2 separate regions of the Mus musculus genome follow, and region 2 is linked to region 1. A link is a loop called in an ENCODE intact Hi-C map of the cell type or tissue named here. Cell type or tissue: left cerebral cortex. All regions are shown on one strand. Each heading gives the region's core, and the rest is flanking DNA. Links, peaks and the distances in the headings are about the cores only.

Region 1 (5,000 bases), core at 1-5,000:
AATAGAAACACTGTCTTTGGGTTTGGGGGTTGGGGGGTTAAAATGAGAGTCCTAATATAGGTTGATGTCATCTGATGTGGGCTAAATATTACCAATTGCTGGGAACTGTTGCATTGTAGAAGGGATCTAGAAGCCATGTTGGACCTAAAGCTCTGTTGTCATGTCATACCCTGTGTGTCATTTTTACTTTGTGCTTTGTCTTTGTGCATAACATACATCTCATGTGTCATCTTTCATCACAGGATTCCTCCCTGTAAAGGAATAAGTGAGGAAACACAGAAGGCTCTGGACCGCTCTCTTCTTGATTGCACTTTCCGATTACAAGGTAGAAATAACCGCACTTGGGTGGCTGAATTAGTGTTTGCAAATTGTCCGCTTAATGGCACTTCCACCAGGGAGCAAGGTAAGATCTTTCACACTGTGTTTTTGCTTATGTCCATATTTTTAAAAGTATTGGTTACTATTAGTTTTTTCCTTTGAATCCTTTAGGACCATCCCGACATGTTTACCTGACGTATGAAAATTTGTTGTCTGAACCTGTTGGTGGCAGAAAAGTAGTTGAAATGTTTCTTAATGACTGGAGTAGCATTGCCCGTTTATACGAGTGTGTGTTGGAATTTGCACGTTCTCTACCAGGTACATGTAATAGTCTTCCTTTTAAATGAAAATACCTCCTTCATGTAACAGAAAAAGTAAAACCTGTACAGTGTTTTAAAAAAATACAGCCAAAAGTATCTAAGGAAAATTGTCTTCTTTACCGCAGTGTATAGTCTCTCTTTCTCCGGCGGAAAAACTGTTAAATTTCTTTTATTTCTAGAAATTTGGGCACATAGACAGACTTGTGAGTAATATACTTTTGTGTTATAATATAGTCCTCATCTACTGTGAGCATGCAAGCTAATAAACATTGTGCTGTGTCAGCATGATACCACTCTAAGAGGACCTGAGAGAATGGAGCCAATAAATGAGGCAGACTTTATAAATAATAAATAATAAATAGCCAATTTTATTCAGAGCATCATATTATGTATACCACAAGGGTTAGATAGTATCATATAAGTAAAGTATACAATTACAATGGAAGTCACATGTGGCAAAACATGTTTTCCACAGAGGCACAGAAACAACAATAGTTGGAACGAATAATCTGAAGTCAACTCAGATGGGCACAAAAGCACATTCCAAGAATGATGCTGTTTTTGAAGACACTGAGGTCATAACACTCAGAATTCTCATACGGCTCCATTCTTTGATTGTGTCCCAACACTAGCACATTTAATTGCACAGCTACTTAGGAAATAGCTATCCCCTATTTTACAGATGACAAAAACATTTCACAGAGACTTAAAAACTTCACTTTGTGTAAGAGCTTTTCTTGGCATGAACTGAGAGCAGAGAAGGCCAGGACAGAGAAAGTGCCTTGCTGTATTAGCCACTGTGCTAGACCTTTTCCATGGCTCACCTTCTCTGTGCTGGCTTTACATGCTTTTGATTCTGCCACTGCCTTGGCAAACAATCAAACGGGCATGGTGATGTGGGCCTGCAATCATGACACTTGGTAGGGAAAAGCAGCAAGATCGAGGCGTATATCCATCACCCTTAGTACACAGAGACTCTGAGGGACAATGTGGGGTTCAAGGAGACCGTATCACAACCAAACTAGGCATATGATTTGCCAAAATGCTCTACTTTTCATACCTGCTTCTTAAACATGTCCGTGTCCGATCAATATGCATTTTGTTTGTTTCTGCTTAGAAATACCTGCTCATCTGAATATTTTCTCAGAAGTTCGTGTTTATAATTATCGAAAGCTTATCTTATGTTATGGAACCACCAAAGGAAGCTCAGTAAGTATATGAATTAAAACATGGTTGTTCTGTGGCCTGGAGAAATAAATGGCTTAGTGCTTATGTGCACTGTCAGTATTTCAGAAAACCTGGATTCAGTTCCCAGCCAGCCCCCATATAGCAGCTCACAGCAGTTTGTGTTCCAAGATCTGACTCCCTCATCCATGCAGGCAAAATATCAATGCACATGAAATAAAATAAAAATAAATATTGAAAAATGGAGGTTCCTTTCTTATTTATCTTTTAAAAATTAAGAACTTAAATGATAGTTGCCAGACACTGCAGCTTGGAAAAGAAACAAAGGAAAGAAAACTGCCTTAAATAAAGGCTCGAGGAACATCAATTTTAAATGCTCTGCTGAAATAAAAGTGTGATATATGCTTAATTCTTTAAAACTGAAAAATAAATTATAGTGTCTTTAGAGCATATGATCTTGATTTTAAAACAAGCACTCTTGACATTTTTTCCTTCACAGACTTCAATTGGGATTCATGTTTAACTTTATATGAATGGCTTTGAGAAATACAGTTTGTCTTTGGTTTGAGTTATACGAAAATATTCAGTCTTTATTCGTATCTTAATCCTAAGTATATTCCCTGTAATCTATACTTCTTTTCCTTAAAAATGAGTTGGGAACTAAAGAGAGGACTCAGTGATTGAGAGGCTGTACTGGTCTCATAGAGGATCCAGCAACCATCTGTAACTCCAGTCCCAGGGTTTCTCGGACACCAGCCATGGACATGGTACACATAGAGACTTGTACAACACTTGTATTCGTTTCTCTCTAGACACTTCTATAACTAGTAATGTCTGAAATTATTAGTAATTGAATGAACATGTGTTTGAGGATTTTCCCTTTTTATTATAACAGTGCTTGCTACCTTAGTTGATGGCATTGAGAATATGACTCTGCATTGAAATAAATCTTTAAATCTCAAGAGTTGCATTTTCTATTTAAAAGATTTATATTTCTAGTTTATATAATAAAAGGGAGATGATATGTATGCTCATAGGCTCTGTTGATCTATATAAATATCATATTTGGAGATTGGGAGCAAATCTTAGCACATTACTCATTTTTACAAGAAGCCCTCCTTTGATGCTTGCTGACTTATCTTTATCATGGTTTGCACCTGGAATCTGTTACTTTGCAGTTTGTTTCACATGTGCTCTCTTTGCTCTAGATTAGTATTCAGTGGAACTCCATTCATCAGAAATTTCACATTGCGTTGGGAACAGTTGGCCCAAACTCAGGTTGCAGTAACTGTCACAATACCATTCTCCATCAACTTCAAGAAATGTTCAACAAAACACCAAATGTGGTTCAGTTATTACAGGTAATTAAGTTCTCTGTCTTAAGATGTACTAGTAGTATGCTATGCAAAACACCTAAAATTATCTGCATTTCTCTTTTAATGACGAAGATGGATGTTTTTGTCTTACATGGTTTAAACTCTGCCTGGAGAACTTAATTAAAATGATCTAGTGCACTTCAAAAGAAACTTTTCTAGAATGTCCCAGAATGTTCATTTGTGACAATGAGACAGAAAATTGTAAGTTTTCTGCAGTTACATGACAACTGGGTGATATCTCTGTTTCTTCCAGGTTTTGTTTGATACTCAGGCACCATTAAATGCTATCAACAAACTCCCTACTGTTCCAATGTTGGGCTTGACCCAGAGAACTAACACCGCCTACCAGTGTTTCTCCATTTTACCACAATCATCCACCCACATCAGACTGGCCTTCAGGAACATGTACTGCATTGACATATACTGCCGTAGTCGAGGCGTCGTGGCAATACGGGACGGTGCCTATAGTCTTTTTGATAACAGCAAGTTAGTTGAAGGCTTCTATCCTGCACCAGGATTAAAGGTACACACTTCCTCGTTAGGGAATAATAGAATAAATATATTCTCGAAAACCATTCCTTTGAGGGAGAAATGTCCCATTCGAATTTAGTAAGCAATACAGTTGCTATATCTTCTCTGCAACCTCATTTTGGAGGAGCTAGGGTTTGCAGTAAGTTCTGTGTCTTTGTACATGAAATGTTGGGAAGCCCCTTGTTTCCTCATTCTCTGGTTAATAAGTTTGGGAATATGAAAGAGCATAATATTTGCTTATTGGGACTTTAAAGGAAGACTTTATTGCTTGAGATCCTCATGAAAGATGTTTGGAGAGTCAAATAGTTCTAAAGGCTGCTTCTGAAAACTTGCTCCCTTACCCTACTCCTGGTGTGTTCCTGCTCCTCAGAGAAAACTGTTGTCACTTGTCAGCACTTGTCAGGTAGCTGCTACTCTTTGTGTTTATATAGCTGTATCTCTGAGTACCAAGGTACGCTGTCACTTGTTGAGTAATTCTCACCCTCAAAAGGGAGTGCTTACAACTTTGAAAACTTGGTTTCACTTACTCTTTCTTCCTTCAGGCTGCTCCTAGTATATAAGTAAATACATTGGCCTTTCTCCTGGTTTTACAATAAGGTTATGTAGCAATTGTGATTTCGTAGGGGTTTGTTTGTTTGTTTGTCTGTTTGTTTAGTATTCTTGTTGTTCTGAAGATACTTGTCCTTTTGGGCCTCCACATGGAACTGCACTCATGCAAAAATGTGTTCTCACAGGTCTACATGCAAACAAACAAAAAACCCTAGTCAAAACTCGGTTGGGATTAGTGTGGCTCCTGGGAACACATGAGAGCAGGAGCTTGAGGTGTGTTGCTCTGTTGTGCTCACAGTCAGGAAGCAGAGCAGGTTGCTTCCTCCTTTATTTAGTTCAGTCTCCCAGGCTCCGTAAAATCTGTTACTCACATTCAGGATGTGTGATCTTAATTCTCTGGAACCACCCTCAGAAGCCCATTCAGAAGTTTGTCTTCTGTGTGACTCTACATTCCTCATGCTAACAGTCAGGTTAACCATTACACATCCCATTTCTTTCTCTTACATTGCTGATTTTTGTAGTATGCCTGCTATAGTAGCTGCCTGGAAGAAGGTACATAGGAGATTGGTTGAAGTCCATGGAGGTTATTGGAGACCTTGTATGTTTGACAGTGTTTTTAGTTTACCTTCATTTAACTGAGAGTGCCTAGGTATAGAATTCTAGACTACGATCATTTTTTGTAGAATGTTTGAAGCTCTGCTGCTTTGTTTTCTACATTGGA
Region 2 (7,974 bases), core at 1,637-6,636, 450 kb before region 1:
GTCCTGGAACTCACTCTGTAGACCAGGCTGGCCTTGAACTCAGAAATCCGCCTGCCTCTGTCTCCCAAGTGCTGGGATTAAAGGCATGCGCTACCACAGCCTGGCGGGAAATTATCTTTTGAAGACATTATCTACACACACTGTTGCTTTATCAGTCTAGGTGTCAGATAATTTGTGCTACACATAAAACACACATTCTGTTTCTCTTCAACTTCAGGAAAGTTTATTTTTTTTTGTAAATACATATATAAACAAAGGTACAATTACCTGACTAGAAGGTCCAGGAGATGCAAAAGGTGAAGGACAAGGCCCGTCTTGTAAGGAAAAATGTGCAATGAAAACTATGAGCTTTGCAAATGCACCTCTCACTTCTGCACTAGGGCATTCCAAAAGGTACTCAGAGAATCGATTTGAAACATTAAAAAGGACATTGTGAGCAAACCAAAACCGCACGTTCTTGCTGTGACGCAGGAGAATACACAATGCATCATACCTAAAACAAAACAAAGTACAACTATCAGACTATCAATTCAGTTCACCTTTCTTATAGTAAACCCTGTGTGTATGGGGTGGGGTAGGATGAAGTGGACATTGAGGGGAGGAGGAGAGAGATGGATACTATATAGATTGGCCTAGTCTTATGGAATTATAAAATTGGCAAAAGCTTGTATTTAAAAATCCACTACTAGCCAGAGGTGGTTTAATCCTCTAAATCTTTAATCCCAGAATTTGGGAATCTTAGTTCAAGGCCAGTCTGGTTTACAGAGTGAATTTCAAAATACTGATATCTATACAGAGTAATCTTGTCTCCAAAAAAATGACAAAAATAACTTCTTTCCTTAGTATAGTATCTTCTGGATATGTAAAGAGGCTTTTTACACATGTGTGTGTGTGTGTGTGTGTGTGTGTGTGTGCGCGTGCACGCACGCACACACGCACGCACGCGAGGGAAATGGACTCTATTGGCAGGAATCCTTTTTTTTTCTCTCCGAGATACAGTTTCTCTGTATATCCCAGGCTGGCCTCAAACTCAGAAATCCACCTGCCTATACCTCCTGAGTACTGGGATTAAAGGCGTACACCACCACTGCCTGGCAGGTTCTCTCCTTCTACCATGTTGGTTCTGGGCTTAAGCTCAGTTTTGTCAAGGTTTGGTGGCAAGAGCTTTCACCACTGAACCCTATCAATGGCCCTGAGTAAATAACAATTGCTAAAAAGGTATTATAATGGCCTCTATACTATTTTTACCCTTTGAATTTATGCCAAGTATTTTAGTATGATTTCTTATTACTATATACTTTTTAAATGTTGCCTCTTAAGTTTGAATAAAAGTCTTGTGATTCTGAAAAAAAAATACAGAGCACTCTACAAAGACCACCACCAAATCTTAAACAGAAATAAAAATCCAAAACAAGATACCAATCACTGGCAGATCCTCGGACTATTTTCTTTGTGTGAAATCCTGTAGTAAAAAGGAACCTAGCAGCAAGCTGAATACTAATCATAGTGATTTCTTCTGCTTCAGGAGACAGGTGATCTTGCCCTAAAAAAAAAAAACAAAAAAAACCACATGCACATATTTTAAAAGTCTGTTCAAGCCCCATTTTCAAACAAGTTTGTACTTTGCATTCTCACTTTGTTAAAACTCTTCTTAGACTACTTATGAAATTATTATTACTGATATTAGAGCCAAATACAATGCTTTATACTAATGCATTAAACAAAAATCAGCTTGAACAAACAAAAACTTATCTCCAAACAGTATAACAATAAATACTTAGTACTCAAACACAAATCATCTTAAATGTAATTTTAGCCAAAAGCATCAACTTACATCCTTTCAAAATGAAAATGTTAATTTTATATATTTAAGTAGGGCATGGTGGCACACAGCTTTAATTCTAGCACTCCGGAAGCAGAGACAGGCAGACCTCTGAGTTCTAGGACAGCCAGGGTGACAAAGAAACATCTTAAAAAAAAAAAAAAAAAAAAAAAACCAACCAAACACACACACCTTCACCTGCCAAAAAAAGGGGACTGAAGACTGGAGAGATGGCTCAGCAATCAAGAGCACTTGTTGGGCTTACTGAGGTCCAAGGGTAAGTTCCCAGCACCCACACAGCAACTCCAGTCCCAGGGGAATCTAATACCTTTTTCTGGCCTCCTCAAGAATTCAAGCATATAGCACAGACATACATGTAGGCAAAACATTTATAGATATGAATAAAGATAGCAGGGCGATGGTGGTGCACACCTTTGATTCCAGCATTTGGGAGGCAAAGGTAAGTGATCTCTGAGTTTGAGGCCACCCTGGCCGACAGCATGATTTCCAGGATATTCAGAGCTATACAGAGAAACCCTATCTTAAAAAAACAGCACACGCACTCACGCACACACAGCCTACTAATAAATCTTAAAGATAAGAATTACTCTTTGCTATAAGAAGCGAACTCTTGACACTTACCTGGAGGAGGGTTTAAGTAAACACCATTACATGTCAGTAGCTTTTTCATAAACTGAAAATATTCCAGACTGTACTGCATTCGGTTGTGCATGAACTGAACATTCTGCTTCCGAACACTTCTTTCAATGGCGGATGGCATGACAATCTGATGGGGCCTTGTGGTGATAGCAATCTCTGATATGTATCTTATCACCTCATCATCATGACCTATTGTGTCCATTCGTTCATAAAAAAGTATATATGCATTCCACCATCTTTTCTGACGCCTGTACGACATGCGCTTCATCATGTGATCAAATACTTCTCCCATGTACTCTCCCCCAAAACACTGGTTTTTCATTTCTTCATCGTCATCCATTTTACATTCCGTTACATCTCCATCATCAAATTTATACCAACGATTTTTTTCACCATCCCCTCCATTCCTCTGAATGATGTAAGAATAGTAATGTCCGCCACTTGCTTGACCACTGTGCACAAGCACACCCACAAGTCTGTATTTTGTGCTTCCTGCTTTCTCGCTTTCAGACTGCTCATTCTGTTGTATCAGCTGACTTTCTGGGTTGACATTATCTCCCTCCAGTTTAGCAACACCTGCCACTGTGTAAGGTTCCATGTCTAACTCTCGAGGAAATTCAAAGTAATCATTGAACTTGATTGCACATTCTCTTTCCCAGTCATAATCGAATCGTTTTAGTTGGATAGCAAGAACAGGAGGCAATTTTTTAATTAGCAAGCGCTTTACAGTATCAACCTAAAATCAATAGAGAAAATTAATAGATACAATCCATTGCAAAAAGTAAACCAAAATCCAAGCAAACACTACCATCCCCAAATCTGAAAGTTAACCCAGGGTGTCACACATGTTAAGCAAGCAGTCATCCTTTAGCTACATTTCTAATTCTCTTAAGCTCAGGCTGGCTTTGAACTTGCTCTGTAGCCCAGACAGGTCTTGAATGTATGATCTTCTTGCCTCAGTCTCCTATTTGAAGTTACAGGCTTGAACCATCAAGACCATGAGACCAAGTAAACTTTTTTCTCTTAAATCTTTTTCCCTTGGGATAGGGGGCCTCATATTATAGTTCCAGTTGGCTTCAGATTAGTGCACTATGAAGTTAGGCAGGCCTGAACCTGGAACTTGGGCTTTTCTTCTGTAGTTGTAAATCACTATATGTAGCTCTTAGAGTAAATAATTTTATGTGTAAGTGTGTGCTGGTGGCTGAGACCAAACAAGAGCATTAGAGTCCCTGAAACTGGAACCATAGATGACTGTGAACTGCCTGACATATTGGTGTTGGAAACTAAATCCAAGTCCTTTACAAAAGCAGTAAGCACTTTTCATGGCTGAGCTTTCTCTCTAGCCTCTTAAGCAAAGTCACTTTTTAAAAAAAGATTTATTTATTGTTATATGTAAGTACACTGTCGCTGTCTTCAGACACAACAGAAGAGGGCATCAGATCTCATTGCAGTTGATTGTGAGCCACCATGTGGTTGCTGGGATTTGAACTTGGGACCTCTGGAAGAGCAGTCAGTGCTCTTACCCGCTGGGCCATCTCACCAGCCCCTTAAGCAAACTCTTAAAAAGCACTACACATCAAGTTTTTATAAGATTTACTTGAATTGTAATCTTAAGATATTTCTGTGAAGTTGATGTAAATATTAACTGGAAATGGCCTATAACCGGTTAATACAGATTGCAAAAATTAGTCCTTTACATATTATTTACTGCCTAGTTTCTATACTACCTTTGCCTTTAGCCACTGTTTGTTATTTATAGTTATTCCAACTAAGGTTGTTTGCTGTAAACAAACTGAATAGTTTACTTTTTATTGGGCAATTAGAAGGTAGTTAATATTATACAGGTGATAACATATTTAATCCTTACAATCCTCCTAAGATGGCACTACTGAACCTTAAGATAGGGTGTCCTGCTAAGTTTAGGAACTTGTCTCATGCCTCAAAACCTACAGTGGTAGACGGTGTTGTTTCATACCCCATAATCCCAATGTACAGACTTTCATCCTTCTCTAAGTGGTGTGGGGCCAAACAATAAAGGTGACTTAGAGGTAAAATGGTTTGGAAGGCAGAAAAGATAAACATAATTTACTATTCCTAAGTATGAATGTCCCTCTCCCTTGAAGAGAGAAGTTCCAATGGACAAAATCTAATCAGGTGGTAAAAAATTTTTTTACTGTATTTAAAAAAATAATTTCAGCAAAACAATTCTGGATATAAGAGGAAAAATGTTTTCCTCCATCAGCTCTGGAGTTTGTTTCTAGGCAGAAACAAATGTACCCATATTAATTCATATAAACAAAGGTATTAAGCGATTACAATTTTACAATTTTGTTTATTCTAGTATTACCTTTTAAATTTCTTCCTTTAAAATACACACACACACTCTCTCTCTCTCTCTCTCTTAAAGAAAACTGTTTTTCTTCACTAGAAACTATCGACTACCCAGAGCTTTTCAGTTAAGAGGTACCATTGTTATCTAAATAGATTAATTCATACCTTTTTATTGCATTTTTCACAATGATAAGCATTTGCTCCTTCTAGTAAGTCTCCTTTGACATACTGTTCCAAAGAATCCAGAAGATTTTGGTGGTTTCTAATGTCTACATTCAGAGTCGTAAAAGATTCTTCACATTCGTACCTAAAGATATTATTTAAGAAGTTATCAGAAAAGGATTCACTCTTCAGTTCTCTAAACACCTCATTATTTACATAGTTAATGAAACCTCTAAGGTAATGGGATGTTACCAATACTGACGGCATTTCCTAGTTATTTACACTATGCTGGTTGATTACATGCTGTCCTTTGCCTTCGTGACAAAATTACTTGAGAACTATCACCATCCACACTTGAGTGAAGTGGGAATGAAAATAGGCCAGCTGGGGGAGGCAGAGGCAGGCAAATCTCTGAGTTCAAGTTCAGCCTGTTTTAGTTCTAGGACAGCCCAAGAATACATAGAAAAAAACCTGTCTTGGAAAAACAAAACCAAGCCAAACAAACAAAAAGACAGGGCTACTTGAGCTTAAGCTCTTTTTAGTCTACCATGTTGTGATTTGTTTTGAGAATAATTATGGGCCCCTGTGGAAAGTGCTCAATTATGCCAATCTACCAAAAGTAATTAAGTATGTATATATAGAGTGAGCAAATTCTTTTTAAAAAAGATTTATTTATTTTTATTTATGTGAGTACACTGCAGCTATCTTCAGACACAGCAGTAGAGGGCATCGGATTCCATTACAGACGGTTGTGAGCTACCATGTGGTTTCTGAGAATTGGACTCAGGACCTCTGGAAGAGCAGTCGTGCTCTTAACCGCTGAGCCATCTCACCAGACCGAAAACGAATTTTTTTTGTTTTGTTTTTCGAGACAGAGTTTCTCTGTGTAGCTCTGGCTGTCCTGGAACTCACTATGTAGACCAGACTGGCCTCGAACTCAGAAATTCGCCTGCCTCTGCCTCCCAAGTGCTGGGATCAAAGGCGTGCGCCACCACCGCCCGGCTGAAAACTATTTTTTAAAATGCACTATTTATAGTGTGTGTGGCTGCAGGTGCTATTACATATACAATGCATGTTGAGAGGACAACTTTGTCAAGTTGGTTCTCTCCTGACACTTTGCCAACTTGAACCTCCAAATGCCTCTACCAGCTGAACCACCTCACTGCCCCCAATTAAAAAGTATTTGTTATTGTTAAAATTTATGTGTAAGTTTGTGTGTCTGCCATGTGTTGTATGCCTATCAAGGCCAGAAAAGGGTGTTGGATTCCTTGGAGTTTGTGTGCCATGGGAACTAAACTTGGTTCTCTGGAGAGCAGCAAGAGCTTGTAACTGTTGAGCTCTAGTTTATTTTATGTTATTACAAAAATGAATGTGCCAGTATGTATCTCTACATATACTGTACATGCCCAGTGTCCAGAGAAGCCAGGAGGAGGTGTCAGATCTCCTGAAAATGGAGTTACAGACAGTTGTATGTCTCCAGGTGGGTGCTGGGAATTGAACCTGGGTCTTCTACAAGAATAGCCAGGGTTTTTGTTGTTGTTGTTTCTTTTTTTGAAACAGGGTTTCTCTGTAGAGCCCTGGCTGTCCTGGAACTCAGAAATCCACCTGCCTCTGCTTCCCAAGTGCTGGGATTAAAGGCGTGCGCTACCACCGCCCGGCAGAACAGCCAGTTCTTATTAAGTTGGACCTCCCTCTAGCGCCTCCAATTTTTAAATTATCACACACACACAGTAACAGATTTCCTTATAGCACTGTAATAGAACGTTGGTGTGATTTGACAGTCAGTAATGCATATTTAATATTTTATACAGAGAGAATGGATATAGATTGTCTTCTATTAACTATGAGTATTATGTATCTGTACCACATGCATGCCTACTGCCTGAGGAGGCCAGGTCGTCATCAGAGCTGCCAAAACTAAGGTTACTCATGGTTGTGAGCCAACATTATGTGCTCATAACTGAAACTCTAGTCCTGCAAGAGCTGTCAGTGCTCTTAAGACTCTAGTTACTGCACCAGTCCCTTAGCTATTTTTAATAGGTATTCTTAAACCTTTGTAATCTTCCTGCCTTAGGGACAAGCTACAGACAAGAGTTATTAAAAGCCCCTTTACTAAAAGTTCCTTTAAAATTAAAAACCTCCGGGTGGTGGTGGCACACACATTTAATCCCAGCACTCGGGAGGCAGAGGCAGGCGGATTTCTGAGTTCGAGGCCAGCCTGGTCTACAAAGTGAGTGCCAGGACAGCCAGGGCTACACAGAGAAACCCTGTCTCAAAAAAAAAATAAAAATAAAAACCATCACAACAACAACAAAATATGACGTTTTCACCTTAACTTTTACAGTATGTTGTATGTATACATACCTTAATATGATGATATTAGGTGTGTAGGGAAAAGATGGCAATAGCTGATATTGTTTCAAAAGTGATTATCTCATTAAAAAAATAACACCTGTAGCCTGTCATCCTCTAAACTCAGTGTATCTACAGTAACTAAATTCTAAGATAAAAGGCAAACGTGGAAGTAATATCTCTAGTCATTATGCAAATTGTCATCTTAGTTCCTTAGGAAAATATAAAAGAATTAAAAGTATGAAATAGTAAGACATTAAAAACACCAAAAGAAATCAAGTTATTTAACAAAACAAACAAAAAACCATCAAACAGTATTAAGATATTCACTGTACTTATTCAGTTGTAGGAGTTTAATAGTGGCATATTCCATTTTCATATTAGCACTAGTAAAGATTTTATTCTTATTAGCATATCACAGTATTATATATTAGCACTTACCTATGTGGGCAGCCTTGGCAAATTTTCTGATCAGCAAAGGAACCTCCCAAGACTTTACTTAGCATAGCTGGATGCCCTAAGGCTTTTAAAGCTTCATCTAAACTATCCACCAAAGAATTAAAGAACTCTAAAGCATCATGTTGTTCACGAAGATTGACAGGCTCACCCCAAAGCCTGAGAAATGAATGGAATATAACATGTAACAT

What was found. Hi-C counts contacts between places; a loop is a spot of excess contacts. Peaks named below come from ENCODE experiments on the same cell type or tissue, not always from the same donor. Only the 100,000 strongest peaks of a DNase experiment are listed, where the experiment ranks them.
Region 2: it touches region 1 in a loop (3-fold over the local background); 2 of 42 quality-filtered maps call a loop at or near these places.

The regions. Positions count from the first base shown.
Region 1 is chrX:12,701,935-12,706,934 of GRCm38, reverse strand. Med14 (mediator complex subunit 14) reads left to right here. Exons shown (of 31, transcript NM_001048208.1): 17 at 243-403; 18 at 490-636; 19 at 1,756-1,847; 20 at 3,032-3,184; 21 at 3,453-3,722. Gm52422 (a long non-coding RNA gene) reads right to left here. Exons shown (of 2, transcript XR_003953047.1): 2 at 987-5,000. Among named protein-coding and RNA genes, the nearest start is that of Gm52422, 7.4 kb to the right of the region's middle. In left cerebral cortex, for the core only: no CTCF peak of the experiment used is centred there; a DNase peak (open chromatin) is centred at 1,941.
Region 2 is chrX:13,151,238-13,159,211 of GRCm38, reverse strand. It overlaps Usp9x (ubiquitin specific peptidase 9, X chromosome), which reads right to left. Exons shown (of 45, transcript NM_009481.2): 33 at 7,769-7,942; 34 at 4,979-5,120; 35 at 2,465-3,218; 36 at 1,420-1,543; 37 at 268-493. Among named protein-coding and RNA genes, the nearest start is that of Usp9x, 84 kb to the right of the region's middle. In left cerebral cortex, for the core only: no CTCF peak of the experiment used is centred there; no DNase peak of the experiment used is centred there.